Regions from separate parts of the Homo sapiens genome. Here region 1 is linked to region 2. Evidence: chromatin loops called from intact Hi-C (ENCODE). Cell type or tissue: Caco-2. All regions are shown on one strand. Links, peaks and the distances in the headings refer to the core of each region. The heading gives the core; the rest is flanking DNA.

The links. A loop is a pair of places that touch in the nucleus more often than their neighbours do. Peaks named below come from ENCODE experiments on the same cell type or tissue, not always from the same donor. Only the 100,000 strongest peaks of a DNase experiment are listed, where the experiment ranks them.
Region 1: a loop joins it to region 2, with 6 times the contacts of the local background. A loop is called at or near these places in 3 of 110 quality-filtered maps.

The regions. Positions count from the first base shown.
Region 1 is chr16:20,682,937-20,699,494 of GRCh38, forward strand. It overlaps ACSM1 (acyl-CoA synthetase medium chain family member 1), which reads right to left and starts at 14,744. Exons shown (of 14, transcript NM_001318890.3): 1 at 14,700-14,744; 2 at 8,061-8,303; 3 at 2,257-2,467. The coding sequence starts at 8,252. It also overlaps a transcript of ACSM3 not described here. In Caco-2, for the core only: a CTCF peak has its summit at 8,926 (motif pointing left); a DNase peak (open chromatin) is centred at 8,935.
Region 2 is chr16:20,547,532-20,564,089 of GRCh38, forward strand. It overlaps ACSM2B (acyl-CoA synthetase medium chain family member 2B), which reads right to left. Exons shown (of 14, transcript NM_001105069.2): 3 at 11,706-11,916; 4 at 7,738-7,945; 5 at 6,246-6,389; 6 at 4,613-4,766; 7 at 863-942; 8 at 531-654. Among named protein-coding and RNA genes, the nearest start is that of ACSM2B, 21 kb to the right of the region's middle. In Caco-2, for the core only: a CTCF peak has its summit at 6,165 (motif pointing right); no DNase peak of the experiment used is centred there.

The sequences.
Region 1 (16,558 bases), core at 5,181-13,180, 140 kb after region 2:
TGAGTTTTTTGCATTCCCTTCTATCTCCATTGCCAACAGTGAGCTCAAGCCTTTGTGTTTCCTTCTGGATTCTCATCCCTCCACCAGTTTTGAATCTTCCTGCTACCCATCTTCCATATTATTATTTGCTTAGTTCCATAAACATTGACTTTTTTTTCCTCTGAATTTCTTTTTTTCTTTTATTTATTTATTTTTTTTTAAGGTGGAGTCTCCCCCTGTCACCCAGGCTGGAGTGCAGTGGTGTGATCTGAGCTCACTGCAACCTCAGCCTCCTGGGTTCAAGCAATTGTCCTGTCTCAGCCTCTCCAGCAGCTGGGATTAAAGGTGTCCACCACCATGCCCAGCTATTTTTTATTATTATTATTATTTTTAGTAGAGATAGGTTTTCACCAGGTTGGCCAGGATGGTCTTGGACTTCTGACCACAAGTGATCTGTCTGCCTTAGCCTCCCAAAGTGCTGGGATTACAGCTGTGAGCCACCATGCCTGGCCTCCCTACATTTCTTCTCTGCACTAACACCTGTACCCTCTCTCCAGGAAAACACCACACTTCTCGTCCTGACTTTGAAGATGCTGCTTTCTTTCCATCTTTCTCCCCTACACCTTATTTTCTATTTCAAAATGGCCATGCCTCACCCCATGCTTGGAATGTCCTTCCTTTGTTTCTAATCCTCTTTAATTCTTCTTAGCCCAGAGGGCTCAGCTCAAGTCTTTTTTTTTTTTTTTGAGAGTCTTGCCACCACGCCTGGCTAATTCTTTCTTTCTTTCTCTCTCTCTCTCTCTTTCTTTCTTTCTTTCTTTCTTTTTGTATTTTAGTAGAGATGGGGTTTCACCATGTTGGCCAGGATGGTCTCGATCTCCTGACCTCATGATCCACCCACCTCAGCCTCCCAAAGTGCTGGTATTATAGGCCTAAGCCACCACCCAGGCCAAGTCTTAGATTTCCCATGGACCATCTTATAGGTCTACAGATGACATGGCTTTTCATCTCTATACTCCTTCCACCAGTTTTATTACTTCTTGATTTCACATGATCTGGCTGAATGAATCACCTATTTTATTTGTGAGAGAATATGAGACGGAGAGAGAGAAAATATGATCAAGAGTATGGCAGAGTGCTGTACACATGATAAAATGAGAGAAGTGATTCAAAAAAGAATCTGTGAGTCACTGATTCTAATCTATATAGACAAAAAATAAGTCATCAAAAGGGGAAGGGAAATCTCTACATAAGAATTCTAACTAATAAATGAAACTGACAGAAATAGAAAATTTCCATGTAAAACCAACATGGTAATATTCAATTAGGTAAAGAATCATCACTAGGTACTCAAACCATAATGTGAAAGAATGTTAGGGAATAGGAATATTCACACAATCGCTTAAGGATCACACAATGAATTATTTATTAATTACAAGGAAAAATTGTGCCTTTGTAAAGGATAAAGGTTTTCTGTGAAAACCACCTTGCTTAAGTGATAAAACAGTATAACTGAAGAGGGAACAAACTGACTTCAGAATATACCCCCTGATGTGATGCACAGAGGAAGACACAACTTTGTCCTTGCAATTCTCCTGCCTAACGTGTCTAATCTGAATATAATCACAAAGAAAGAGTCAGAAATACAAATTTGGAGATATATTCTACAATACAACTTGCATTCTTCAAAAATGTCACTGTCATGCAGAAAAGGCTGTGGAATATTTTGGATCTTATCAGATGCCTGCTTTTGTGTTTATGAGTGTTTACCTGGTGTTCATAGGTGTCACAATGCCCACTAGTGATTCTTAAATAATTCAGTAAGAAAGGGAGAGAAAGAGAGAGGGAGAGAGTGCTCAAATATGGAAAAACATTATCAATGAATCTTTAAAAAAGTAAGACTCTCTGAGGCTGTGCAAGAGAAAGTGTATGTGTGTTTGTGTGTGTGTGTGTATGAGACAAAGTTTGGCACTGCACTTGAGAGTGTATGAATGTGAGAGTGTGAGGGAGAGAATAAGAGAATTTGTGAGGGAGTATGAGAAAGACAAAGACTGTGAAGAAGAAAGGAGGTACAGAGAAGAGAAATTGTTTTGTCTCTAATTAAACTGATAATTCCCACAGGGCAGGAAGCCTTGCTTTGTGGTCCCAGCACAGAAACTGGGGCGAAGGCTTCAAAGCTGTGTCAGTGCCAGGCTGGGTGCACAGCACCTAATATCTCAGGACCCATTGGTTCTAGAACAGCCCCGAGGTCCACCAGGTCCCTCTTGCATCACTGACCTGTTCGCATGCAGCCCACAGCCACCAGCCACCACTCAGGAACTCGAGGCAGCATCAAGGCCAGATGGTCTCCCTGTTGTAGGCCACAGGTCTGTGTGAAGACGTTGGCTACACGGCGGGTTAGGTCTCCCATCTCTCTGAAGCTCCACTTTACTTCATCCCCTTGGCCATTCACCCACCAAAAAGCTGGATTTGGACCTCTCTTGCCCTCCTGGTCAAGACCATATATTATGTGTTATTTTCTGCTTCAAAGAAAAAGGGCACTTAGTAAACTAATCCACAGCCATAGTCACGTTCCAATGTGAACACAGCTTAAGGACTGAGATCCCATTTTAAAACATTTATACAGCCAGGCGCAGTGGCTCATGCTTGTAATTCCAGTACTTTAGGAGGTGGAGGCAGGTTGATCATGAGGTCAGGAGTTCGAGACCAGCCTGACCAACATGGTGAAACCCTGTCTCTACTAAAAATTTAAAAATTAGCTGGGCATGGTGGTGCATGCCTGTAATCTCAGCTATTCAGGAGGCTGAGGTAGGAGAATTGCTTGAACCCAGGAGGCAGAGGTTGCAGTGAGCCAAGATTGCACCATTGCACTCCAGCCTGGATGACACAGTGAGACTCCGTCTCAAAAAAAAAAAACAAACAAAAAAAAAACAAAAAACTTATAGCATCAGGAGAGGTTTAGGGGTGGAGCGGGACTTCTGGCCTACTGTAGCCACCCTGCCTCAAGCCACATAAGACCATAAACAGCCTTTATGCTTCCTATTGAAGATTTAAAACTCCATTCCACCACATGCCTGCCTTAATTCCATATGGACTGTGCATTCTTCTCTGTGCCTTAGTTTCTCCTCAATAAAATGCTGACAATAATTATTACCTAGAAAGTAGCAAAGTTTAAATAAGTTATTTACATAAAGCATGTAAGAGTGCCTGTCACATAGTAAATGCTCAATAAATATTATTATTATCACAATAAAACAAAACAAAAGAGGCTTACTTAATTGCTAAATTTTTGAAAAAAATTTTTTTAATTAAGTTACTCTTAGAGGTGAGGGCAGTAACAAAGCAGACTAGGAAGCTCCAGGCCCTTTTTTGCCTCATAGAAACAGCAAGATTCTACCTACAGAAACAACAGATGGACTGAAATAGCTTCATGGGAGGTCTAGAAACCAGCCAAGGATCTGCAGAAAACCAAACAAATGCCCCCAGTCATGAAAAAGCCATACTCAATTCCCACTTACACAGGCAGGGGAACAACACACACTGGGGCCAGTCTGACGGGTCAGGGGCCATGGGAGGGAGAGCATTAGGACAAATAGCTAATGCATGCGGGGTTTAAAACCTAGATGACCAGTTGATAGGTGCAGAAAACCACCATGACACGCATATACCTACATAACAAACCTACATGTTCTGCACTTGTATCCCGGAACTTAAAGTAAAATAAAAATAAATAAATAAAAGCTAAATATAGAGCCAGGCGAGGTGGCACACACCTGTGGTCCCAGCTACTTGGGAGGCTGAGGCAGGAGGATAGCCTGAGCCCAGTTTCAGGCTACAGTGATTGTGCCACTGCATTCCAGCCTGGGAGACAGAATGAGACCCTGTCTCAAAAAAGAAAAAAAAAAAGTTTAACTATGGAAAGTGATTAACATGTTAATTGGTATGACTGCAGTAGTATATGTACAAGAAGACATCATGTTGTACACCTTAAATACGTATGATTAAAAATTTAAAAAGGAAAAAAATGAAAAAGCCATACTCAAAATGGTAGAAAATTTTGTGATTTTTTTTTTTTTTTTTTGGTCACCATTGCCCCCATCTCTTTCTGGTGTGGTGCGGTGCAGTCAAGAGGAAGCCCCCCAACTCCCACCTCTTCTCTCAGGACTGAAGGAAAGGAGTGAAACTTGTTTACAATGTTCTGGCTTGTCCAAGGGTTGCGGAGGGACTGGCTTCTGTCTTGCCTGACTTGCAGGTCAGATAGAAACCATGGCATAATTTGAATATGATGTTGGGGGTCTCTGAAAGCAGTGGTGGGTAACAGGCTGTGCAAAAACATCAGACCTGCAGGCACGTAGGGGAAAGAGAAATACAATAAAACATGTAAGACCCTGAAGAGAAGCAAGGAAGAGACTTTTAGGGAAATTAAGAAATTAAAACAGCCATTTATACGGGAAAATTAGCGAGGTGGGGCGGGATGCACACACAGAGGCCAAGGAAAGATAAATGCTAGAAAAGGCCTGAGAAGGCCTAAAGCCTTCACACTATGAAGATTAGTGAAGGTCTACCCCTGCATGCAGCTGCTCTTCAAGACTGAGAGAGGGGGGCTGCTTTTTTCAAATGCCTAACTTTCAACATAAAAACATAAAGCACACAAAGGAGCAGGAAAACATGGCTCATTCAAGGGAGCAAAATAAATCTCCAGAAACAAACCCTAAATAAACACAGGATTCAGCTACTAGGCAAAGATTTTAAATCAATTGTCTTAAATATGCTCAAAGAGCTAAAGGAAACCACAGATCCACACCTAAAGGAAATTAGAAAAACTATATATGAACAAAATAACAATACCAACAAAAAGATAGAAACTATATATTAAAAAAGAACCCGGCCAGGCACGGTGGCTCATGCCTGTAAACCCAGCACTTTGGGAGGCCGAGGCTACCGGATCACTTGAGGTCAGGAGTTTGAGACCAGCCTGGCCAACACGGCAAAACCCCATCTCTATTAAAAGTACAAAAGATAAGCCAGGCATAGTTGCATGCACCTGTAATCCCAGCTACTCAGGAGGCTGAGGCAGGAGAATTGCTTGAACCCAGGAGGTGGAGATTGCAGTGAGCTGAGATCGTGCCACTGCGCTCCAGCCTGGGAGACTAAGCAAAACTCTGTCTCAAAAAAAAAAAAAAGAAAGAACCAAACAATATTTGGAGCTGAAAAATATAGTAACTAAATAAACATAGTAACTAAATTGAAAATTCACTAGGGGTTCAATGGCAGATTCAAATAGGTAGAAGAAAAAATCCATAAACATAGACAGGTCATTTAAAATTACTGAATCTGAGAAGAAAAAGTTAAAAAGAAGGAAGAAAAATAAACAGAGTTTGAGGGAATTATAGGACACTATCAAGCCAACCAATATACCCATTTTGGGCATTCTAGAAAAAGAAAGAGAAAGAAATGGGCATAGAGGTTATTGGAAGAAATATTGGCCCCATGATCCCCAAATTTGAGACAATGCATGGTAATACAAATATGAGAAGCTCAATAAACCTCAAGTAGAATAAATCCAAGGAGGACCAATATCAAGACACATTATAATTAAACTGAAATCAGCAAGAGAAAAGCAACTCATGTACAAGAGATTCTCAATAAGATTATCAGTGGATTTCTCAGTAGAAACCTTGAGGCCAGAAAGAAGTGGATGATATATTTAAAGGGCTTAAAGAAAAAAAAAGCCAACCAAGAATTTTACATCCAGAAAGATTCTTCAAAAGTAAAGGGGAAATTAGGGTATTCCCAGATAAACAAAAGTCAAAGTTCACTATCCCTAGACTTGCCCCTACAAGAAATGCTAAAGGAAGTCCTCAAGGTGAAATAAAAGAATGCTGGAGAGGAACTCAAATATGAAAATGTAAAGTTCTCTTGTAAATATAAATTCATGGACAAATATAAAAATCAATATTATTATAAGTTTGGTTTGTAACTCCACTTGTTATTTGTTACAGTATTTAAAAAACAAATCATAAAAATAATTATAAATATATGTTAACTTATTAACATATATTTAATATGTTAATATATTATATTATATATTAATATATGTTAACATATATTTACAATATCTATGTTAAATAAATGTTAATTAAGCAATATACAAAAATGTTATTGATGACATCAATAACATAAAGTGTGGGGAGGGGCTGGCTGGGATAGAACTGTAAAGGGGAAGGATTTTTACATTTAATTTTCATTATTGGCCTTATAATGTCATGGGAGTAGGGTTTTTGTATGTGATTAAAATTAAGTTGTTATCAGTATTAAATAGATTGCTAGAACTACAAGATATCATATTTAATTCCCATGGTAACCACAAGGCAAATATTTATTGAATATACACAAAAGGAAATGAGAAGAAAATCAAAGTGTGTCACTACAAAAACTCAAGTAAACACAAAAGATGTCAGTAAGAGAGGAAATGAGAGACAGAAAAGCTATAAGACATCAAGAAAACAATTACCAAAATGGCAATAGTAAATCCTTGCCTGTCAGTAGTTACTTTAAATGTAAGTGGACTAAACTCCCCAGTCAAAAGACATAGATTGGCAGAATGGATAAAAAAAAAATCCAACTACATGCTGTCTGCAAAAATTAAGCTACTTCTATGTGATTGAATATGATAAAATCAATGAAAAACTTTTAGAATTGTTTTTATAATAAAATGCTTATAGTTTAATATTAATTTTGAAAAACAAAATTGCATTTATATTACTCAAATTTATATAGTAATGTTCACCCATTCACCTCCTCCTTTTACTTCCTTCCTCTCCAACCCATCTTGTTTCAAAAATTCTCAACCAGATTTCCAGTCTGGGCAATGAAAAAAATGAATTTATACTCTTAAGGCAGAGATATTTTGGCATCATCAGATTGGGAGACTAGGTTAAATAATGGATTGTGAAATCAGACAGCCTGGACCCAAACCCTGCTCTCCCACTTATTAGACATGTGATTTCAGTATATTCATTAAATCCTTGGAACCTCAGTTTCTTCATTAAGGAAATAGAGACAATAACAGTACACATCTAATTAGATGATTAAATGCAAGGTGATTGCCAAGGCACATAACAATGCTCTCTGTAACTGAGGGTTTTATTTTTCTTGAGGTTACTATGCAAATTCAGAGAAAAGAAAAAGAAGGTGGTGGGGAGGAAGATGCCATAAAGGCATGTAGGCTTTGGATAGTAATACATGAATACATATTCATGGAACACTTAAAAATTATATTAACTCTCCAATTCCATCTCAGGGGGATTCTCTCTTCTGTACAAAGACAGTGCTGGGTGACTTTTTACACTACCATATTGGCAGCTGGGAGTTAGTGGCTATAAATACCATCCATTGTCTACCTGACTCCTAATGTCACTACTGCTTCTCTCTTGGTCTGTGTCTTGTGAGAAGACAAACCAAGCACTTGGGGTTTTCTGCAGAAACACATAACCTCTGGAAGACACAGGGCTTGGTTTTTCTTGACATACCTTAAAGCCACAGTCAAGTAGGTAGTTGACAAGGAGGAATCTAATTAGACTTGCCATCCTCATGGGAAGATGGATGGCCTAACATAGGTAAATGTGTCAGACACTCATGTGCACATTCAGGTGGTCTATCCCCTCCTCTGCATGCAGTCTCAAGTCAAGCCCAAGTTTGATGACATGAATACCAGTTAAGACACATTGTCCCATTCACTGAAGATGAGAACTCAGACTAATACGAATTTGCTGACCTTGTGACTAGAACTTTGCACCTGGTCACAATTATAGTACCCTGATTGAATAAAAGATATATTTACCTATTTTCTTGTTTTTAAAGGAGTTAATTCCTCATTTCATAGATGAAACCACTGAGGCTCAATGAAGTAAGGAAATGGCCAGGCTGGGAATAGAACCTTGAAATATAAGCTTCTTCCACAACACTGATAAGTTGAGGCAGAAGTAACTTTGGTTCCATACCTTTCAGCCTAGTAGGAGCAAGATAAGGAAAGTGAGGCCACCCTTGTTCTTATATCGCCATCACGGCAGATCTCTTACCTTCTCCTTTTGAGCCCAGTAGTCCAGTACATAACTTGCAAAGTTAAATTCCTCCGGTACTTCATAGTCATTCCATCTTGGGGCTCCAAATTCTGATAAAGACCGGCAGCGCAGCTGTGAAGGGGCAGGGTGGATGTTGTGGAAGGATTTGTGGATGCCCCAGAGGGTCCGGAACCTCATTAGCCACTGCATGGTGAAACAGTCCTCAGAAACCAGGCACAGAGTTCTCAAGTCACCACCTGCCTTGGGAAGAGATGGCTAATAGATTGGCTGTGTATCCAAAACTTTCTCCCTAAATTGGGTGCATGTTTTTGGTTAATTGCTACAGTTATAGCTTTGTTTCAGGTCACCAGAATTTGGAAGGCACCCCTGATTGATTTTGGTGGGGATTTATCTTCCCAGCTGAGGAACCACATGGCAGAAAACGCTGGGGAGGTTATATAGCTACTATTATGGGTTTGGTGCGCGTTCCTAGGGGTCTTCTCCTTCAACCTGCTAAGATGTCAGCCCAGGATGGAAGCCATATGGTCATCCCTTTTGTGGTAGAGCAACTCGCCTTTTGGAAAGTTCTGTACCTTATAGTGTCTTTACTTTAGAAACTTCCCTTTCTGCCAAGCCAAATCATGTTGTTGCCATGGAAGCTGTGATATCTTTATATGATCCCATCCCATGACTAAAGTTGATTGGTCCAGGGTTGAGCAGTCATTTCTCATGACTTTGTAACCTAAGCTGGGCCAATCATAATACCTCTCCAATGTGTGTGTGTGTGTGTGTGTGTGTGTGTGTGTGTGTGTGTGTGTGTGTGTGTGTTTCTAAACAGATTTAAATATATCAGGCTGTCTCCCTCTGGTGGAATGCACATTTTGTGTGCTGTTTGTGGTTATGATTCCTATCATGTGGAGACAGCCCCCCTACAGGCGAGAATGAAACTGATGTACAGAAACAATGAGATGAGGTGGAGTAAGAATCCTGCAGTCATTCAAGTCCCTGGTTCAAATTGTTCCTCTGCATGTCTGCCCCTGTCTTGTTAATATTCTCTGGATTCTGTAAGCCAAAAGATTCTCCTTTGCCTGAGACTGGGTTTCTGTCACTTGAGACTATAAAGATACTGAAAAATATACACCATCATCCTCAGAGCAGATGCTGCTGTTGACAAAAAGAGTTAAACTCTGTAAAATATTTGAAGAGATTTATTCTGAGCCAAATATGAGTGAACCTGGCCCGTGACACAGCCCTCAGGAAATCCTGAGACTATGTGGCCAAGGTGGTTGGGGTACGGCTTGGTTTTATATACTTTAGGAAGGCATGAGACATTAATTAAATACATTTAAGAACTGTGTTGGCTTGGTTCAGAAAGGTGGGAAAACCTAAAGTGGGGGCTTCCAGGCTATAGGTAAATTTAAACATTTTGTGGCTGACAATTGGGTGAGTTTATTTGAAGACCTGGGATTAATGGCAAGGAATGTTCAGGTTAAGGTAAAGCTTTGTGGAGACCAAGTTTTATTGTGCACCGGTATCTCTCAGACACCAGACGTCAGAGAGAGAGCAGGTTGTAAAATATGTCTTAGACCTAAAAGGGTATGTGGCTCTTAGTTGATTGTCTCCTGGATCTGGGAAGGAAGGAAAGAAAACAAAGAGGAAATGGGGTTCTTTATAGAATGTGGATTTTTCCTACAAGAGACTTTGCAGGGCAATTTCAAGGTATGGCAAGGAAATATATTTTTGGGTAAAACATTTTGATTTTCTTCTTGTTATGCCAGAGTCTGATTGGAAAGTAAGTCTTGATATACAGGGTTAAATAAAACCCATCTGATGAGAATTTATGGTTTGTAGGGCATAACTCCCTAAGCCCCTTAGATAGGAATTTCAGCAAGATAAAAAATTAGAGCTTAGGCCAGGCACAGTGGCTCATGCCTATAATCCCAGCCCTTTGGGAGGCTGAGGCAGGTGGATCATGAGGTCAGGAGTTTGAGACCATCCTGGCTAACATGATGAAACCCTGTCTCTACTAAAAATTTGAAAAATTAGCCAGGCATGGAAGTGCCTGCCTGTAGTCCCAGCTACTGGTGAGGCTGAGGCAGGAGAATCACTTGAACCTGGGAGTCGGAGGTTGCAGTGAGCCGAGATCATGCCACTGCACTGAAGCCTGGGCAACAGAGCAAAATTCCGTCTCAAAAAAAAAAAAAAAAATTCAGATCTTAGTCCTCACTGCTAATGTCACTGCACTTTCCAATGGACTGGGATGTGGCATTGAGTTCTTCCCTAGAGTAGCATTCAGGACAGCTGATACCAATGCATCAGAGTTGACACATAAAATTAAACCTCATTGCCCCTTCAGATCCTGAAATATGCTGCCAACATGACAGCAGGAACCTCCTTTATTAGGATCCTTCTTGAAGTTTGATTGGAAAAAATGGCTTAAGCTGGATCCTTTCTTTCCATGTAAATGTTGACTGAAGAAAGCTATTTCTCAAACAGCTTTGAGATTGAAGCACTTTATCATCATGAACATTTAAGTTCCCTCTTGCTCACTTTCAACAATGATAAAATACCGGCTGACAACAGACCCATATAATAGACAATAGAACTAGTAATGGCCAGTGATGCTGGGTCTTTATTTCAACTTGTTGTCAAGTGGCTGGAGCTGAGAATTGTCTGCTTTATTTAAATGAGATGTTCTCCAGTTTGATGCAGTTCCTACCACTTTATTTTGTCCCTCCTGCCTGCTTCTCCACTTATTGTAGCTGTCCAGCCCCTGTGTATATTTGAGCTTAAAATCTCTAACCTAGGCCAACATCCCAGGAGAGGCAGGAATTTCCCCAAAGTCATGATGCAATTTTAATATTGTAAAAAGTAAAATAGAGGTTCCTCTTCAAAGACTTTCCTCCCCATCTAATTAGGAATAAATAGTAACTTCTCTTAAAAGCAAAATTTATTCAAAGTCCTGTGCTAAGATTCTTAAATATCTGCTAACCGTAATAAAGAAATCAATGTACTTTATGTTCTTAGCTCCCACAATTTAGCCTAAATATTTGCCCTGGCATTCTTATACTGGTCCAAGCAAGCATTAGGCCATAGCCTGTTCCTCTTGCTTATTTAAAAGTGTTTTAATCTTTCTCAGCATTTCACGAGTTACTTCCTCTTTCCTTTGTTCTCCTCTACCTTTGCCTCTTTAAAAAAGTTCTAAGTTGCTAGCCAATCGGGACAAATACAGAATGTGAGGTCCCGTTCCAGCCAGTGGAAACCGGACACAGCAGTAGGGTGGATGCGTCAGGTTATAAATGACCCTGTCTCCTTTGTTCTATGTACTCTCCTGGCAAAACTGCTGGCAAGTGTACCATTTCTGCAGGAAGTAAAAATGGCCTTGCTGAGTAAATTAAATTTACATTCAAGTCCTATTTCTTTACGGCACCAAGGAACAAACATTTCAAACAATATTGTAGCCAAGTTGGTTCTAGAAGCCCATCACCTCTGTTACATTTTCCAACACACACCTCCTTCCACAGGCATGAGCTTAGTTTGGGTGAGAATATCAAACTCAGTTGCAATTTTTCTATGCAGGTGTCTATATGACCTCAGGGTCTTCCTTAAAATACAAACTCACCATTTTTCCTGAAGACAGTCCAAACAACCCCTTACTAAGTGACTAAAGACCAAAACAAAAGGGAGAGATATAGTGAGGGAATCCATTAACCAGTTATCATGGTTTGAACTGTGTCCCCCATGAATGTATGTGGTGAAGTACGAACCCCAATATTTCAGAACACCACTGTATTTGGAGATTGGGTCTTTAAAAATGTAATTAAGTTAAAATGAGTTATTAGGGTGGGCCCTAATCCAATATGACTGGTGTCCTTATAAAAAGAGGAGATTAGGACACAGACACACACAGAGGGAGACCATGTGAATATGAAGATAGCCAAGGAAAAAGACCTCAGAGAAAACCACCCTGATCTTGGACCTCCAGCCTTCAGAACTTTGAGAAAATCAATTTCTGTTGTTTAAACCACTCAGTCATTAGTAATTTTCATGGCAGCCCTAGCAAACCAATGTACTCCTCTTGATCAAATAAAGAAGAAATGACTTTGGCATCATCTCACAAATGTGTTTGTGATTCTAATTTAATCTTCGTCACATGAGAGGGCCAAACACAGTGCCCAGCTGTGGAGAACTGTGGTAGCTGAAACAGCATGGCCCTAGAGATCAAACAACACGGGCTCAAATTCCAGCACTTTCATTTCCCACCCACATAACTTGGGGCAATTTATTTAACCTCCCTATAAAAACATAGGCATATTGGCAGCACCTATTGCCTGAAGCCATGGTGATAAATGCACGATATCCTGCAAAAAGCATTCAGCACGGACAAGTATTTTAGAAATAAGAGCTGTTGCTAGTTAACACACTTTATAGGGAAGCTCTTATAGAGTAGTTAAGCCAGAGGAAAAAAATTTCCTTAACTTTTGGAGTTAAGGTCTAAAGAGAAGGAATGGGGATGAATACCTGAACATAGACACCATAGGACTGGTATATGTCCAGCTTTTTCACTGATTATCTGTCTATCTATCTATCTATCTATTACCTATCTATTATCTATCTATCATCTATTTATCTATCTATTACCTATCTATTATGTATCTATCGTCTATCTATCTACCTATTACCTATTTTCTATCTATCTATCATCTATCTATCTATCTATCTATCTAGATATATAAGAACCTGATCTCCAAGTGTTGAGGACTGAAAATCAGATATCTATATGTCTATGTCTGCGTCTATCTCTATCTCTGTATGTATGTTAAGCTTCATTTCTAAATCTATTTCTGTATCTATATACCAATATTTACATTTATACCTATATCACTATCTGTGTATATCTATACATTAATATTAATGTCTATAACAATAACACATGTACACTGTAGTCATGTGCCACAATATGATGTCATTGTCAGTGATGGATCACATATACAGAGTGGCCCATACAATTATAATGACATATTTCTACTGTACCTTTTCTATGTTTCAATACACAAGTACTTACCATCGTGTCATGACTGCCTACAGTATTTAATACAGCAACAAGCTACATAGGTTTGTAGCCTAGAAGCAATGGGCTATAGCATATCGCCTATATGTGTAGAAGACTATGCTTTGTGGGTTTGTGTAAGTACACTCTATGAGTTCCCATAATAACAAAATCACCTAACAATGCATTTCTCAGACGTATCTTGGTTGTTAAGTGATGCATGTCTCTATCTCTATCACTATCTCTGTCTCTATCTCTATCTCCGTCTCTGTCTCTGTTTCGATATCTATTTCCATCCACATCTGTCTTCAGATTTGACTTCACAAAGCTTAGTTTGTCTATTTCTCACCGTGCTGGACATAGTAAGTGCTCAACAAAAAGTTAGATTCTTCCCTTCTTTGTCATAATTCAGAAAACTGAGTGATGAAAGTCAGAAAGAGAAAAGCCAGTGTGCCCACAAATTATCTGAGTTATAGAAAAATGTATTTTTTCTTTCTCAAGTATTTACTATAGATGTACCATGTACAGTTTTAGATACTATTGGAGATTAATTAAACTGAAAGAGTTCCTACCCTGTTAGAGCATATCATTAAAGCACATCCTATGAAATCATTTTAAAGAACAATTTTCTGAACTGCTTAAAGTGCATTCTGAAAGCAATTTGACATGGTAGCTTTGAGAGGCAGCTGGGCTCCCCACTGTATTCCCAGATACATAGTGCCTTGAACAGCTCCTGCAACTAAGCTTTGACTTCACAGGACTTGGGACTGATAAAGCTATTTAATGAAGCAACATACTTACTGTGTTATAGGGTATCCCAGAGTTACAGAGCCAGGGCTAGATGTTTGTCTCTGTTGTCTAGCAGCTGGGTCTTTGGTGCTGTTCATGTCTCTGAACTTAAGCGCACAGTAGTAATACCTTCTTCCCAGCTCCCCATAAGGATTAGTGTGATAATTTACTTGCTGGCACTGAATGAAGTGCACGGTAAGGACTCAATAAATGTTGAGGTACCTTTTAACTCCCAGCAAATTCTGAAGCCAACCCCCTCCCCATTAGATGTTAACCATTTTTTTTGAAACTGTCACCTGGACTGGAGTGCAGTGGTGTGATCATAGCTCACTGCAGCCTCAATCTCCTGGGCTACAGTCATCCTCCTGCCTCAGCCTTTCAAGTACCTGGGACCACAGGCATGTATTACTATGCTTGGATAATTTTTTTTAGAAGGCATTCACTTTATAGAAAGTGAGCCAACTTCTGCATAGATAGAAAAGATTTCCTTCAAACATTCATCTCTGACTTTGTGCCTGTCTCCCACGGCTCACCACATTCAGAGCTGCCTGACACTAAACCAGTCCCCATTTACATGCCAGCCACTGTGCTAAACATATTACATGTACGTTCCTATTTATTCCTCTCACCCAATATCACCATTGTCATTTTGCCTCTAAAATGAAGTGCCAAGAAGTTAAGTGACTTGCCCAAGGTCACTCAACTTAAAAGTAGCATTGCCAGAACTTAAAATTGGATTACACACACACACACACACACACACACACACACACACACACACACACACAGATAGAAGCTGACCTTCACCTCTGTCTTACCTGGTACTGTTTAGGACGTAGCTGAACTAGGTCCCTGGTAGGTATGGAAAAGGAGGTTGAGCTCTCTTTTGTAGGTTCAGTTCTCTCTGATCAGGTGATCCGCAGGATTGTGCACCCAGCAGAACTTGGCTTCTGGCCACAGCGAAGGGGGACCTTGAACAGAGAACTTGTTAGGAATTGGGTAATTCAGTAGGGGGAGGAGATGCTCAGGTAAAATAGGACAGAAACAATTACAGGCCTCCACGGAGAGATAATCACTTAGAAAACAAACCATGTGGGCCGGGCGCAGTGGCTCGCGCCTGTAATCCCAGCACATTGGGAGGCCGAGGCGGGCGGATCACGAGGTCAGGAGATGGAGACCATCCTGGCTAACACGGTGAAACCCCGTCTCTACTAAAAATACAAAAAATTAGCCGGGTGTGGTGGTGGGCGCCTGTAGTCCCAGCTACTCGGGAGGCTGAGGCAGGAGAATGGCGTGAACACGGGAGGCGGAGCTTGCAGTGAGCCGAGATCATGCCACTGCACTCCAGCCTGGGAGACAGAGACTCTGTCTCAAAAAAAAAAAAAAAAAGAAAAACAAACCACGTATACGAAGTCACCTCCAATTCCGGTGGCATGGCTAGGGGTGTGAATGAACTAGATCCAATGGTGCATTTTCACTAGTTCTCTGTGGCTAACCTGCTCCCCCTTCCCAGCCCTACATCACCATAGTCTCCCTTAAATGACAGCTGAGAGTCAGTGTAGCCTAATGGATAAGAGCCTGGGCTCTGGAGGTCTGGAGGCAGAAAGGTCTGAGTTTGAGCCTTAGGTCTGCCACTTAACCTCCATGTCATCTTTGTGGACCTTCTTGCTCTGGGCCTCACCTCCCTTAATTGGTTTTCGGTTGCTTTTGAGACAGAATCTCATGCTGTCACCCAGGCTGGAATGCAATGGCATGGTCTTGGCTCACTGCAACCTCCGCCTCCCAGGTTTAATTGAGTCTCTTGCCTCAGCCTCCCAAGTAGCTGGGATTATAGGTGCCCGCCACCACACCCAGTTAATTTTTGTATTTTTAATAGAGACAGGGTTTCATCATGTTGGCCAGGGTGGTCTTGAGCTCTTGACCTCAGGTGATCTGCCCGCCTCAGCCTCCTAAAGTGCTGGGATTACAGGCATGAGCCACAGCACCCAACACCTACCTTATTTGTAAAATAGGAATGATAACAACAATACCTACCTCCCAGGGTGTTTTCTTTGCTTCTTCATTTGTTTGTTAGAACTAGATGAAATAATTTATAAAAAGCATGTAGCACACGGTGCTGGGCATAGTCGATGTTGGCTCTTTTTATTCACTTGGGATTCTCAGAGGAACAATTTGGTATCCTGGTAAAATGCAGGGTCTTTGGAATCCCAAAGTCTTGAGCTTAATTAAGTCCAACCTCAGGCACTCACAAGAAAGCTCTTGGGTGAACCATTTTCCTTTCAAAGCTTGGTCTTGACATTTGTAAAATGAAGCAGGATTTGTTAATAAGATTTGTTGCATGGGATCATTGAAAGGATTATGTGACACCAAGCCTGTAAAGCACCTGGACCAGGCATTTAGATGGAGGGTTGATAGTGATATTGCATTGGATAAACCAAGGTAGTCATAGGTAGCGGCTTGTACTATGACTTTTCTACTGGAGCCATTTTTGGGGCATTGTTAGAGAATGAGGGATCTCCAGTATTTTCATTGAAGCTGGGAAGAAATTATTTCTGATCAAAGTCATGGCTAAAGATTTCTGGAGACACCCAGGACATTCCTGACAGGACCGTGTGGCAAGCTAGGATAGTTTGGGTTTTTAATATTTAGCTTTCTGTGGCCAGTCACTGGAGAGGTG
Region 2 (16,558 bases), core at 2,761-10,760:
AGTATAGAATAGCATAAATCCACATTGTGCACATGAGACCTCAAGAGTTCCAAGAAGATATGTCAGGAGGTGCAGTAAAGCCATGGTGGGTTCTTCTTCCCATTCCTCACTTCAGTCTAAGCAGCTTTGTACAGTGCTTGACATGTTTGATAAACTTTGGTCTCTGCTAAAATGTTTCCCCATCACAGAGGAACTTTCTGACTACCATATGTGATTTACCAACTTCTCACCCCATCTCATCTACTTTACTTTTTCCATCGCATTTCTCACCACCTGCCATGCTAGATATTTCTTAGTTTATTGTCTCTCTCCCCAAATCTCACTGGAATGTAATCTCCCAGAAAACAGGAACTTTGCCTTTTTTGTTCTGTGCTGAATTTTCAATACTCAGTACCTGTCCCTTCACAGAGGCTCAATAAATATTTCTCAAATAAATGAATGATACATGGTGGCTAACATGTTTTATTGTCAAAGAGAATTTTGAAGCCCAAAAAGTGCACACAGCCCATGGTTCCCCTGGGAACAGGTACCGTTTCTGTCTGGCCATAGAATTCTCGGATGTCCAGTCCTGTCTGGGCCCTCCAGTTCTCCAGAGTTTCTGGAAGAAGGGACTCCCCTCCAGCGAGGCAGTTCTGTAGATGGGGGAACTTGTAACTGAAGAAGAGAAATAAATGTTTGCCCTCAGCCTCCCTGGAACCAAAGTCCACTCAGGCCTAGACTTGGTTTCTGGGTGCTTTGATGATGCAAATGGCTTCATGGGGCTCTCTGTGTGCGAGAGATTCAGATAGATAGGCATGAATGTATGTGAGGGAGTCAGGGGGATGGGGCCAGACTCTCTTACCAATCCTCAAAGCCCCATCACCTGGAAAGATCCTGCTGTAGCAACATCCGGTAAACAATAGGGGCACCCATCATACTCTTGATTGGATAACTGGAGAGTGTCTGGAAGACAAGAGCCAGGTGAGACATTGGTCACCAGGTCAAATGCCAACTTATGGCTATGCACAGTGGTTACAATTGTGAGCTATGGAGTTGTAGAGGTCTGGATGAAAACCCTAGCTTGTTTACTATGTCTGATTCAAGTTAAATGAGCCCCACAACTCTCATGCACCCTGAAGGCACAAATAACAGGGAAATGAGTACATATTATTGTAGTGAAAAAGTCTAAGGCTAATTTGAAACATTTTTGTCAAATCCTGGATGTCTGTTCCTGCCAGTTTAAGACTTGCCCTCATTAACACACCCCTAGGAGTATATCACCCCCCAGCAACCAAGGGAAGATCAGCTGCCTGAGTACAGCAGCTGTCTTGGTTGAGTCCCTTAACTTTCTGTAGCCAGCTTTATAATAGATTGTTTCCAGCCTTATTTTCCTGAAAATATTTTTGGGATATATTTTAGATATAAAAGTTCTTTGAAAAGCTAAAGACATCTATAGACATTTCAAAACAAGTGCTACAAAAAGACCTAGTACTGAATACTTGCCATGTCCTGTGTTACCTCATTTAATTTTTCCAATAACCTCATGGAGTGTGCGCTATCATCCTCATGATACAGAGGGGAAACCCATGATGTACAAGGTTAAGTAGCTGCTCCAAGGTCACCTAGTCAGCAAGTAGTGGGATCATTATTTGCAGCATGTATTCCTGTCATATAACACCATCTCCATCCCATGCTTTTCTTTATGCAGAATGTAATAGAGTATTGTCTTAATCTGTTTTCTGTTGTTATAACTGAGTACCCGAGACAGAGTAATTTATGAAGAAAATAAATTTATTTCTTGCAGTTCTAGGGGCTGGAAAGTCCAAGGTCAAGAAGCTGCATCTGGTGAGAACCTTCTTGCTGATGGGGACTCTGCAGAGTCCCAAGGAGGTTCGGGGCATCACATGGCAAAGGGGCTCATGAGGTAGAGCAAAACTGGCTTTTGGTATAACAGACTCACTCTCCAAAACTAACCCACTAACATGATAAACTGTTAATCCATTAATCCCTCATGAGGCCCAATCATCTCTTAAATGCCCCACTGCTTACTACTGTTACACTGGGGATTGAGTTTGTTGATGAAAGGAGCCAAACTCTGTAAAATATTTGAAGAGATTTATTCTGAGCCAAACATGAGTAACCATGGCCATGACAGAGCCCTCAGGAGGTCCTGAGAACACGTGCCCAAGGTGGTCAGGGTGCACTTTGGTTTTATACATTTTAGGGAGACATAAGACATCAATCAAACACATTTAAAAAATACATTGGTTTGGTCCAGAAAGGTGGGGCAACTTGAAGCGGGGGCTTCCAGCTTATAGGTAGATTTAAATTTTTTCTGGTTGACAATTGGTTGAGTTGATCTAAAGACCTGGGATCAATAGAAAGGAATGCCTTAGTTAAGATAAATAATTGTGGAGACCCAAGTTCTTATTTGCACAGGAAGCTTTTAGGTACTGACACTAGGCTTTTTAGACAGAATAGGTTTTAATTTTTTTTTATCAGACTTAAAGTCTATATTGATGTTAATACCAGAAAGGTATAATGAGGCATGTCCCACTCCGACTTCCTGTCATGGCCTGAAACAGTCTCTCAGGTTAAATTTTAAAAGAACCCTGGCTGAGGAGGAAGTCCATTCAGATGGTTGGGAGGATGGGGCCTTAGGATTTTATTTTTGGTTTACAAGTTTCATCATGAGTTTTGGGGGGCACAAATATTCAAACCATGGCAATGGTTTAAGCAAAATGTCTAGAAAAAATGACAAATGTGAGTATCATGCAATAATTTCCTTCAAATGTGCTTGATACACAGATATAAGCTATGAAAATGATCCCATATTCCTTATTGCTTTGACTTACTAGAAGCTCAACTTGCAACTACATACTCATTTGCTATATTTCTCCTTAATTTCCTTAGTCTTTTCCACCCTACACCTCCAACCTATATTTTCCTAATGGGCTTTATAAGTTTATGTCTGTTTTCATTTTTTTAATGGTGGAACTTATTAAAAACCAGTTCAAATCCTTTTGAGAAGGACACAGAGTAAGAATTTGCTTAAAACAGAGAATGACAGTATTATTTGAAGATAATTTCCTATGAAAATCCAGACCACACCTGGCTTTTTGACTTTTGAAGACGTCATCTATGCCTTAGCTTGAACCTTTGCTGCAGCCAAATAGATGTCTGGATGGGCCATTAGAGATCTGGGGGCACAGCAGGGAAATAACCCAACCCCTCTATCATAGAGTCCAACATAGGGTGTATCTTCATAAGCAAAATGAGGTCATTTTCATTGCTTTGTTGCTACAGGATAAAGCATAGCTGCAGTTTGTGGGTCTTATTTAATGGCTGTACCATCAAGTTCTATAGGAAAAAATTCCACTTATTCTTCCGAATTGCTTCTAGAAAATCATCTTAAATTGGAAATAACCCAAAGTTCATTAACAATAGGATGGGGGAACATTTTTACAGATTCACGTAATGGAATACTATGCAGCCAGCTAAAAGAACAAACATCTGATACATGCAACACATGGACTAATCTCACAGAGAATATTTTGAGTAAAAGAAGCCAAATGAAAAAGATTATATATAATGTTGTTCCATTTACATGAAATGCAAGAAGAGATAAAATTAATCTATGGTGATAGATATCAAACGAAGGATTAACTTATGGGGGGCAGATACTGTCAGAGAAGGGGTATGAACACCTTCTGCAGTGGTGGGAATGTTTCATGTCTTTATCTGGTGGTGTTTACAGGGGTGTCTGATATGAATTGGATGTTGTGTCCCCACCTAAATCCCTATATTAAAGCTCTAACCCTCAACTTGATGGTATTTGGAGGTGGGGCTTTTAGGGGTAATTATGAAAGATAATGAAGCAGGTGCCCCAGTGATAGCATGAGTGTCTTTATTTTTAAAAAGGAAGATATACCAGCACTGTCTCTCTCAACCATGTGAGAATATAGCAGTAAGGGAGCCATCAACAAGCCAGGAAGAGAGGGCTTCCCCAGGAATCCAATTATGCTGGCACCCTGATCTCAGACTTACAGCCTCCAGAGCTATGAGAAGTAAATGTCTGTTATTTAAGCCACCTAGACTATGGTATTTTATTATAGTAGCCCAAGCTGACTAAGACAGTATCTAACACAGCTAAATTATTTTCAAACTGTACACATAGGATGGTGGCACTCTGTGCACTTTACCTTCAGTTTGTGTGTTATGCTGCAAATAAAAAAGGAAATGAAATGTGCACTCACAAACACACACACACACTCATGAGAGCGAGATGGCATCCCCTCCAATACTCCAGTTTTCCCTTTTACATGTGGTTCACCAGCATCTATCTGATAGGTGACACCAGTGGAAGAGCCCATTACATTTGTTGAGTGAACAAATGACCTACAATATCTTTCTCCTGAACATACTCCTTTTATCTATATATGTGCCTGTCTCCTACCCCAGAACATGAGCTCTGCGAGGTCAGGGACCATTTCCATCTCGTTTACTGAACACTGTTCTCCACATGGCAGAGGTTTAGCAAAAATTAGATGAATTGAAACAAACTACAAAAAATTGAAGTGTGCAAACCTCGGGCTCACTCTGAATAACTGCTGCAAACTGGATCCTCTCTTACCTTTAGAATAACCAGTGGGTCAAACTTTGGCAAGAGATGAACAAATGTGCATGCTCCTAATGTCCAAGATTCCAAAAGTGAGCCCAAGATGTTCAGTATCCAACCTGTGTCTGATATGGTCCACATTATATCAGAGGCTTGCAGGCCTGTCCAACTGAAAACACAGACAAAACACATGTACATATAGGTGGGTGCATGCTTAGGATGCGTGGGACACTAAGGTGTAGGGGAGGAAAGGGAGGTGTGTGTGCAGAGGTGTGCGTGTATCTGCCTGCAGGTTTATAGGCATATGTTTAAGTATAAGTAGGAAGGGGGAAGAAAAGTTGTTCTGTCCACACATCCTGCATTGATAGGAGATGAATGTTCGGAAGGTGGGACCCCAGTTGACATGACTTAATATATAATTGGGTCTCATTCTCCTCTTAACTCCAAAACTCCGTACAGTTTCTGGCATGCATGTGGTAACCACCCAGGAAAATTTTACTAACACAAGACATCTGCATGGCAAATATTCTAACAGATGCCTTGCCAAGTTCAAGTTTGGCTGAATAGAACTTTGCTTCTCTTTTCTTTAAGTACTGCAAATTGCCCATAAAGCTGATGGTCTTGCACTAAGTGAACTCATCCCTTTTCTCTTTTCAGGGCAGAATAAAAGGTTTAGGACTTTCTTAAAGCAAGAATGATTTAAGCTAGACATGAACAACTTCCTTGTGACGGGAACTGCCATAGTGTATCTTCTTTCCTGAAGATGATTAATACTTTCAGCTCTGTAGGGAAATTAGGTCATAGTACAAGACTTCTCTAAGTCTCACTTTATATCTGCAAAAAATGAGACCACTACCAAATTTTTTGGGGGAAGGGGAATTTAATATCTTAGTTATATTTAAGTAATTTATCCCCATCTTTTAGAAACTGCCTTTTACTGCAGCTCTTCTATTGTATAATTTTTACTAACTTATTTATTTTTCTGTCCCTATGGGCTCATAGATGGAACATTTACATTTTCCATTTTTTGCATTAATGTATCTTCCCATTCTAATAATAAAATTAACATGGAAGGTGGGATCTACTAAAACAATTCTGATGATTTATAGATATCATTGCTTGAATACCTTGGCACAGTGTTTCCTGATTCCACAAATGGGATTAATGTATCAGTGGGAAAAAAATGCTCAACTATGGGGTCTGTGATCCAGAAATCCTGAGATCTTTGTTCACAAATTTATCCAATTATATCTTCCACTTCAGTCAATTTGCAAAGTAATTTGCTGCCGACAAAAACTGCCCTCTTGGAGTGTGGGCGGTATCAAAGCAAATTGCCAGCATCCCAAAGAACAACATAGAGATCAGCCTGGGGAAATGCACGTAAGCCTTTTGCTAATCATTCACCCTGCTAGGCACATGGCTTAACACATGGAAGAAGTTTTGAGACCCTGTGTTATCTAAAATATGTGTCCCATTGAAGGTACTTGATACCCAGCATGTGAAGCCATGTCCTCTTTAGCTTTCCTTCTGAATTTTCTTTCTCAGAACCACAAGGTGGTGACACAGCCCAGGAGCATTGGATTTGAACTCAGAAACGTCTTCATGCCTGGTCATGCAATTCTCTGTAGAGAGAAAGAGCTCAGCTTACCCAGCATCCATCTTGGCCTTGAGGCCCAGGCTCGAGTAGGAATGTTCTGCCATCTTGGGAAGACCACTGGTCCCACTAGTGAAGTAGATGGCAGATGCTTCCTGGCTTCCAGTCTCCACACAGTGATGAGTGGTGGATGCCTCACTGACAAAGACACAGATTGTCATTTTCTCAGATCTAGCCTGGACACCAGATATCAAAGTGACCCATCTTTTCCCACCACCCACTGTGCTGAAAAGGGCAAGTTGATGGACCCACCTCACAAGAGAGGCTGCTGAGTGATTAAGATCATGGGAGCCTGAGTCAATCAGAGTTGGGTTTGAAAACTACTCAAGTTTGGCACTTTGTTATCAATGCAACCTTAAACTACTTATTTAACTTCTCTGTGTCTCACTTTATATCTGCAAAAAAGTGAGATCAAGTCTTATAGAGTTATTGAGAAAGTTAACTCTGCCACCAAAGAAATGAGCAACTTGCTTAGCAAGAGCTCAATAAATGCTAATCTAATTGTTGTGAAGAGCCCTGGCATGACACCAAGTGGACAGGAGGGGTGGAATTAATACGAGTTTTCCAAGTACTTTCTTGGCACTCTCTTCTATTCCCTGGAAGCACCTACATATCTCTTGGACATCTCCAGTGTCTTGATTTTGAACCTTTAAAAGCAGGCATGATGCTATTTATTTCCATGACAGCTACCTTAAAGACCATGGCATTAGGAAGGAAAAGCTGAAGTTTTCCCTTCAAGTTTCCTATCATATGTGCCCCCGCTAGAGGGATTTCAGACATGTTGACAGAGAAAATCATTAATCCAGCCAGTCTTGCTATCGGCTTTTGGAAGGACTATCAAGGTCTTTCCATGCTATCAACACATGGAAAGGCCTCTGACCTTGATCAGCCTCTCTTAGAGATACAAGAGGTGGGAAGAAGAGCCTAGAAACTTGGTATATCAGCCATCTCTTGGGTTTTCCCTCATGACCTTGGCCTCACCCCTGATTTGAGTCATAGTTCCAGTAAATTGTTCTGGGTGGGTTTCAACCCACTTGGTGTTAACACCATGTTGTTTCCAGTGTGCATCACGAGTGATTCACTTTGTGCCCCATAGTTTCTCTGTTTTACCATAGCATGGAACTCTGACCCACTCTTCACGCATGAGTGCGCAGCCCAGAAGTGTGGAGGCAATAACACCCCCAGGACAACCCTGAACCTGTGAGGACCAGATGCTAATGATTCAGTGCTTTTCAATCCTTTAGAGGACAATCCTGGGAGGCATTCTATGTGCTGCTCAGAAGGTCCAGGCAGATCAAGCCCCACTTAGTCCTTGCAATGACTTGAAAAAAAAAACCCTTGTATTAGCTTTTATTTCTTCCCAGCTTCACTCTTCCTAGTCCCATGCTGTTCTTCCTGCAACTCCTCAATAAAGCACCTGCACCTAAGTGCTTGGCTCTGTTTCCAGTTTTAGTTAAAACCCAGGATGAGACATGTAGATACTCACTTTAGTAGTTTCTTGAAGTTCAGCCACCCATCGCAGCTTTTCTCAGACACCAGTAGCTTAATTCTCAGAGAAGGACATTCAGATGCCACTGTGTCCACTTCTTGGATGACTTCATCCCCAGCAACAATAGCCTTGGCCTTAGACATCTGCAACCTATACAGTATGTCAGTGGATTTCATCTGGATGGTTCCAGGCATAAAGATGAGACCTAAAGAAGCCAACAATTTAGAGAATTGGAAAGGATGGTTTTCTTTGTCCCTAGAGAAGCCTGAGATAAACATCAAGCAGGGAGCAAGTGGGGAAGGAGAGGATGGGGAAGTAATGACCAATGGAGAACGTCAATAAAAAAGGGGACTAAGGACTAGGGAGTGAATGAAACCTAGGATTCCCTGGGTTGTCAGAGTCTTAAGGGCCCTACTGAGACAAAGAAAAGAAATTGAATTGCTAATGTCACACTGTTGACAGTCTAAGACACATACAATTCTCCTCACCCACTCTCACCCCTCAAAAAAAATTTTCTACAGGAGTTCGCTGTATTCAAAACTCTCATATGATAATTAAAGAATCATGAGGAAAGGCACTTGGAACTGTCCATGGTCTTGAAACACCAATAGCTCTAGGTCCTGGCAATTTATTTCAACCCTGGGACATTAAATGCATTTTTCTTAGATGAGAGTGCCTTCAGTTTTACATATCTATGTACACACAAAGTATAGTTGTATATATTTATTGGGTACAAAGCGGTATTATAATTTTTGAAGACAATGTGAGATGATTAAATTAAGCTAATTCACATATCCATCACCTCAAGTATTTAACATTTTTTTTGTGATGAGAACATTAGAAAGTTTTGCTCTTAATGATACTGAAATTTACAGTACTGAATTATTAGCTGTGTTTAGCATGCTGTACAATTTATCTTAAAAAATTAGACTTATTCCTTGCACAGATATATCCCATGATTATCACTTTCCTAAATTCTTGTTCTTCTTTACTATTTTAATGAGACTCCTTTGATTTTTAAAATCTTCTGTAGAATAACTAGACTTAGGGCCAGGCATGGTGGCTCATGCCTGTAATCCTGGCACTTTTGGAGGCCAAGGAGGGCAGACTATTAGAGGTCAAGAGTTCAAGACCAGCCTGGCCAACATGGCGAAACCCCAGCTTTACTAAAAATACAAAAATTATCTGGGCTTGGTGGCACACGCCTGTAATCCCAGCTACTCAGGAGGCTGACGCAGGAGGATTGCTTGAACCTGGGAGGCAAAGGTTGCAGTGAGCCAAAATCGCACCACTGCACTCCAGCCTGGACTACAGAGGGAGACTCCATCTCAAAAAAATAAAAGAAAAAGAAAAGAACAGAATAACTACACAGGTTTCATTATTTGTGAAGCTTAAACCACATGCCCGTCCTGTTAAATAGCTTTTAACCTTAGCTCACTTTCTTCCCACTCTCAACACTTTGGGATTCTCACTGCACACCTGTAAATATCCTCAAATGTTTCTCTACCATGGTGGTCAATTGAGACAGACACAGAACAGTAGACACATCTCTTCCTCTGGGTTCTCCTTTCCTTCTGGCTATAATTTCAGTATGTCACCTTTCTCTCTGGCTTGTTCTCTCTTTCCACAGGCTTCCAAGTTCCTGCAATTGGTTTGGTTGCCTCTGATAGTTTCTAATTCCTGGCTGCATTCATGTCTTTCTCTTTACCCACTCTCATGCTCAGCCCATTGTCCCCAGAATATGCGGCGGGTGGGAGCTTTTAGTTGGGATTAGGCTGTGTGCAAGCAGAGGTGGAAACGGCAGTTTGTGAAAGAGGTTGCTGGAGTTTCTTGGGGTTCTTTTTGATACCACTGTACTTCTCATCCTTTTAATATAAAAGTTGATGATTCTCAAATTTCTGTCTCCATCTCAAATTTTAGAGCCTTAAATCCAACTTGTTATCACTTCTTGAACATCACATGGACATCCTGGACTCAACATGCCCAAATTGAACTTGTCATATTTTCCTAACATACCCATACCTCTTTCTATATCTGTGCTCTTCACTCCAGTGAAAGACAGCACCCACTTGCTGAAATGTCTGACTTCTCTCTCTCTCCCTCGCATCTTCTTTGAATAACCCTGTTATTAGTTCCCCCCCAATTGCCTGTTAAATCCACTTATCTCCATCTCTACTACCTCAACCAAACTGAAGCCATCACTAACCGTTCACCTCTTATCTGAGATTTCCAACTCCACTATTGCCTTCCTCATCCCATTCCCTATTGAGCATCCAATATGACCATCCAAACAGAGGATGATCATGTAACTCAATGTATCAATGGTTTGAGTGTCACTCAATCCATCAATCATTTCCCATTCACCACTGGATAAATGTCCACAACTCTTACCATGGACCACAAGGCACTGCCAATATAGCACCTGGCCACCTCTACATGTTCATTCTATTGCCACTACTTTCTTTTATGGCCTGGACTTCAGGCACACAGATATCCTTTTAGGTTCTTTTATAATTTTCAAGCTTCCCTCCCCTGTGGCTTTGAAACTGCCTTTGGAAAAATTATGACACTGAGGGAAATCTGACATAGCTGACTTCATCTTGTTTCCAACCTCACAAGCTATCTATCTTTGCTCATCCCTGGACATAGTCCAAGCTAACTATGGCAGAAATCTAACTTATAGTCTAACTTTAAAACAAAAATGATAATAGCTCCCTCCTGAAACTAACTGTGTCCGTGCTTGGAGATTGAAACTGCCTTTGGAAAAATAACAAATTTGTCACAAGGCTAGAATTATAGTTCAGGAGTCATGGAGCCAGAGGTCACAAGATTTGTAACCTCCCCAATTTCTCCGATAGATTACATCATTATGGTAAACCCTAAGACTGGTATTTGAGGTGTTCTTCAGACCTTGCATTCTGATGGACCAGCTTGCACTACCCAGATCAGTAACTGATACCAAGAAACTAACTCAACCAGTTCTGTGATCTCTGAGGAGTTGACTCAACACAAGAAGACAGCTTCAACCCATGTTTTCATCCCCAGCCAAACCAATCAGCATTTCCTATTCCCTAGCCCCCTGCATGCCAAAGCATCCTTGAAAAACTCTAGTCTCTGATTTCCTGGGGAGGTGGATTTAAGAAACATCCTCCATCCTTCAACTTGGCTGTCTATGCAATTATTAAACTCTTCTCTACCACAACTCCTACTGTTTTCAGTGTTTGGCTTTTCTGGGAAGTGGACAAGAAGAAATCATCAGATAATTACATCTTCACATATGCTGTTCCCTTTGCTTGGCACAAGCCTCTCTATCTCTTGGCAAAATCCTACTCATCCTGCAGATCTCAGCTCAAATATCACTTCCATTGAGACTTAGTTGCTCCTCATATTGGTTAATTCAAGTCTCTTTTTAGAAAAGCATTGGCAAACTTTTTCTGCAAAGAGCCAAATAGTAAATATTTTAGGTTTTGTGGATAAGACACTCTCTCGTTCCAACTACTCAAGTTGCCACTGCAGTGCAAATGCAGCCACATATAATATGGAAACAAGTGGGCATAGCTGTGTTATAATAAAACTTTATTTACAAAAACAAGCTGTGGGCAGGATTTGGCCTGCAGGTCACAGTCTACCAAATTTATTTGTATAGATTTTAATAGAATTCTCATACCACTTATCATAATTCTGATTAAATACTTACATGTGCAATTAATAGTTTAAGAGCTTTCTCCAAAGTTCTGTAAGTCCCATGAATATGTAAACTATGTCATTGTTGTTGTTCACCCTGCATAAGTGCTTGGCACATAGTTTGCTTAAATAAGTGGAAGCAGGGAGAAGTCTTTCTTCATATGAGAGAGGACAGCATGCTCCAAGGCAGAGACTTCTTTTGAGAGAGGTGGCTGCATTTCTCTGCTATCAGTTTTCTTCACAAGGAAGACAGTTCTCTGTCCAGGTAGTCAGTTACCAACCTGCTCGAATGCAGCCCAGGATCACCAGCCACCACTCAGGCACTCGGGGCAGCATCACTGCCACACGATCCCCACGCTGCAGGCCACAGGCTCCCGAGAGGATGTTGGCTGCCTGCTGGCTGTTTTCACTCAGTTCTCTGAAATTCCACATTAATTCCTTCCCCTTCCCATTCACCCACCACAGGGCTGGGCTTGGGAGTCGCTTGCCAGCCTGAGGAAAGAGAAACCCTGTTGATTAGGGGGCATTGGTACACAAGCAGGTAGGATAAATTCCAAGTCTTGGGATTGCCAAGCTGGTGCTTAGTAAGGTTTTTTATCTCAGCACCTCCATACAATCATAAAAAGTATTGAAAACCCTAAAGAGTTGTTATTTATATGAGTTATATCTATCAATATCTACCATAGTAGATATTAAAACAGAATTTTTGTAAATGTATGCTTTTAGAAATAACTGTAATAAACCCATTATATATTAGCATGCATAATTTTTTTATAATGATAAAGTGTACTTTTCAAAATGAAAAAATAATGAGGAAAGTGGCATTATTTTATTTATTGCATCTATTTATTCTGCAATTCCCTTTAATGTCTTAGTAGAATAACATTGGATCCTCTCATCTGATTCTGCATTCACTCTGTTGTGAGTACCAACATGTATCTTCTGGAAAATGCTATTGTATACTCTTGAAAGAATTAGAATAAAAAGGCAAATATCACTTTAGATTTATTTATATATTTATCTCTATCTACTTACTTTTTTTAATTTTGTGGTAAAAATACACATAACATTTCCAGTTTTAACTATTTTTGAGTGTACAGTTCAGTGGCATTAAGTACATTCTCATTGTTATGCAACAATCACCACCATCCATCTCCCGAAGTTTTTCATCATCCAAAACGAAAACTCTGTCCCCGTTACACAATCACCTGTCATCCCCTCTCCCATTAGGCCCTGATAAACACCATTCTACTTTCCTACTCTATGAATTTGACTATTCTAGATACATGATATTGTCTGAATATTTGTCCTCTCCAAGTCTCATGTTGAAATGCAATCCCCAATGTCAGAGGTGGGGCTTGGTAGGAGGTGATTGGATCATGGGGGTGGGACCCTCATGAATGGCTTAGCACCATCCCCTTGGTGATAAATGAGATCATAAGATCTGGTTGTTTAAAAGTGAGTGGCACCTTCTCACTCTCTGTTTTGCTCCTCATCTTGCCCTTTGTTGTGCCTGCTCTTTCTTCATCTTCCAACATTATTGTAAATTTCTTGAGGCCCCCATCAGAAGCAGATGCCAGCACACTTCCTGTACACTGTGCAGAACTTTGGGCCAATTAAATCTCTTTTCTTTGTAAGTTACCTAATCTCAGGTATTCCTTTACAGCAACACAAGAACAGTCCGATACAGAAAATTGGTACCAGAAGTGGGATATTGCTATAAAGATACCTGAAAATGTAGAACTAACTCTGGAACTTGGTCATGGGAAGAAATTGAAGAGTTTGGAAGGCTTAGAAGAGATAGAAAGATGAGGAAAAGTTTGGAACGTCTTAGGCACTGGTTAAATAGTTGTGAACAAAATGCTGATAGAATTATGGACAATGAAATGCAGGCTGACCAGATTTCAAATGGAAATAAGGAACTTTTCGGGAACTGAAGCAAAGGTCCTCCTTCCTATATTTTAGCAAAGAACTTGGCTGCATTGTGTTCATAGCCTAGTGATCTGTGGAAGTTTTAACGTAAGAGTAATGACTTAGGGAATCTGACAGAAGAAATTTTTAAGCAACAGAGCATTCAAGATTTGACCTGAATGTTTGACGAATAGATAATGTTGCATATACATAACAATGGAATATTATTTCAGCCTTAAAAAGGAAGGAAATTCTGACATATGTTACATGCATAAACCTTGAAGACATGCTAAGTGAAATTAGCCAGACACAAAAAACCAAATACTGTGTGATTTCATTTATATAAGGTACTATATTAGGCTGCTCTTGCATTGTTATAAAGGAATATCTGACACTGGGTAATTTATAAAGAAAAAAGTTTAATTGGCTCACAGTTATGCAGGGTGTACAGGAAGCATGGTGCTGGCATCTGCTTCTGGTGAGGGCCTCAGGAAGATTACAGCCATGGAAGAAGGTGAGGGGGGAGCAGGTGCATCACATGGCAAAAGCAGGAACAAGAGAGAGAGCGTGGGGAAGTGCCATGTATGTTAAAACAACAAGATCTCTCATGAACTCACTCATAACGAAGGGGATGGTGCTAAGTCATTCGTGTGGGACCTGCCCGTATGATCCAAATGTCTTCCACCAGGCCCTACCTCCAACTCTGTGGATTACATTTCAACATGAGATTTGGAGAAAACAAATATCCAAACTATGTCACTTTGCTCCTGCCCTTCCAATTCTCATGTCCTTCTCACATTGAAAAATACAATAATCTCTTTTTTTTTTGGTTGGATTTGCCTGATATTTCTTTTTTTATTACTATACTTTAAGTTTCAGGGTACATGTGCACAACGTGCACGTTTGTCACATATGTATACATGTGCCATGTTGGTGTGCTGCACCGCTTAACTCATCATTTAACATTAGGTATATCGCCTAATGTTATCCCTCCCCCCTCCCCCCACCCCATAACAGGCCCAGTGTGTGATGTTCCCCTTCCTGTGTCCATGTGTTCTCATTGTTCAATTCCCACCTATGAGTGAGAACATGCAGTGTTTGGTTTTTTTGTCCTTGCCATGGTTTGCTGAGAATGATGGTTTATTTTTTGTCTATTTGTTGACAGATATTTGGGCTGTTTGACCTTCCAACTACTGTGAATAAAGTTACTGTGAACATGAGTGTACACATATTTCTCAGAGACCCTGATTTTAAGTTTTTTTTGGTGTATACCCAGAGTTGGAATTGCTGAATGGCAATTCTATTTTTTAATTTTTTGAGAAAATGTTATATTGCTTTCCATAATAGCTGTAACATTTTACATACCCATCATGATGCACAAGGGTTCTAATTTCTCTGTTTTATTGTAAAATAGACCCTTCGCATATCCCCTGAAAGAGTCTCATGTATCCTCAGGGGTTCTCAGATCATAGTTTGAGAGTAATGATGCAAAATCAAAGACAAAACATGTTAGCAATTTTATTAGCTATTTCAAAATTTGCCTCCATCAGAGTTATACTACTTTTTGGTAACACATGAGAGTGTCTGTTTCCTCACAGCCTTGCTAATAGAGTTGTTAAAACTTTGTATTTTGTTCTTGCTCATTCGTGGACATAGACCAAGCTAACTATAGGAGGAATTTAGTTTATAATTTAACTTTAAAGCAAGGATGACAACAGTCTCTTCCTGAAACCAACTCCCTTCTTTTTCAGGGACCTAAACCCTTTTGTGAAATTAATGCAATTCCACAGCATTAGAATTATGGTAGATGGTAGGGGCCTCAATTCTGCTAAGCTATAAGCATAGTTAAGCAATAACCAGCCATTGTTCCCTAGCTTGCTTACTGCTTAGGAGTCATGTAACCAGAAGTCACACTTTGTAACTTCACCAGTTGCTTCTGTAGTTAACATCACTATTGTAAAATCTAAGACTGACCTTTGAGATATTTTCCAGACATTTGCATTCTGGAAAACTTACTGACACTACCTAGACCTATGATTCTACAGCAAGGAACTGACTTTACCTGTCCTGTGTCTGCCTCACCCAGAAACAAACTCAGCACTTGAAGACATTTCTCACATCTCTATAATTCCATTCCCAACCAATCAGTAGCACCCATTCCTTAGCCCCCTGCCCTCCAAATTATCTTTGAAAACCCTAGTCTCTGAGCTTTCAAGGGGGCAGATTTGAGAAATATCTCCCATCCTTCCACTAAGATGTCTTGTGATAATTAAACTAATTTTTCTGAAAGAAAAAAACAACCTTTTGTATTTGACTAACAAGATAGGTGCAAAAAAGTTATTTCAGTAAAATTCTCACTTGCATTACTCTTATTATGAGGGAGGGTGAGAATTTTTTATATTTAATGGCCATTTGAGTTCACTTTTTTGTGAACTATCTGTTCATATACTTTGCCTGGTTTTATAATGAATTGCACCTTTTTATTCTTGGTTTCTACAAGCTCACTTTATATTATTAACGTTTTTGCTGTTATATGAGTTGAATATTTTCTCCATGGTTTTCATTAGTCATTTATTTTGCTAATGGTGTTATTTGTGAATTGAGAGATTTTTTGATGTTTATATAGCAAATTTACTTTTATGGATTCAGAATGGTGAGTCATGGTAGTAAGGGCCTTCCTGAATATTTAAAGGGCCTTCCTCAATATTTAAAGGAAGTATAACTTTAAAAAAATCCAGAAATCTAAATTTCTGTTTGAAAATTTTCAATTTTAAAATGTTGAACCTTATTTTTTTTAAGAGTACCCACACCTAGGGCCGTCTTCAGCCTAGAGGCAAGGCATTTGCAATCTCCACACTAAGACTGTTTCATAGTGTAGGGAACTTAGGACATCATGTCATAATCGTGACTCTTTTTGAGCACCAATGTATTAAGTTCATGCTGGTAGCTCCACCCCTTCCCCTACCCCTAGCCAGAATGAATCCTTCCATCCTACAGAAAGAGTCATAGGACTTCAGGTGAAGGCAATTGATGGATCAGCAGTGAATGGATTAAAATTCTAGACGCTCAGGGCTGGGAAGGAAACTCAGAAATTTCTTCATCTTTTTCTTTCTTGGATGTCTCATATTGAAGCCCTTTTGATAACTGTCACCTCGTAGCTATCTTACTTGCACACCTCTATTGACAGGGACACGTGACCTAACTTTCTGGGAAGACTCAGTCT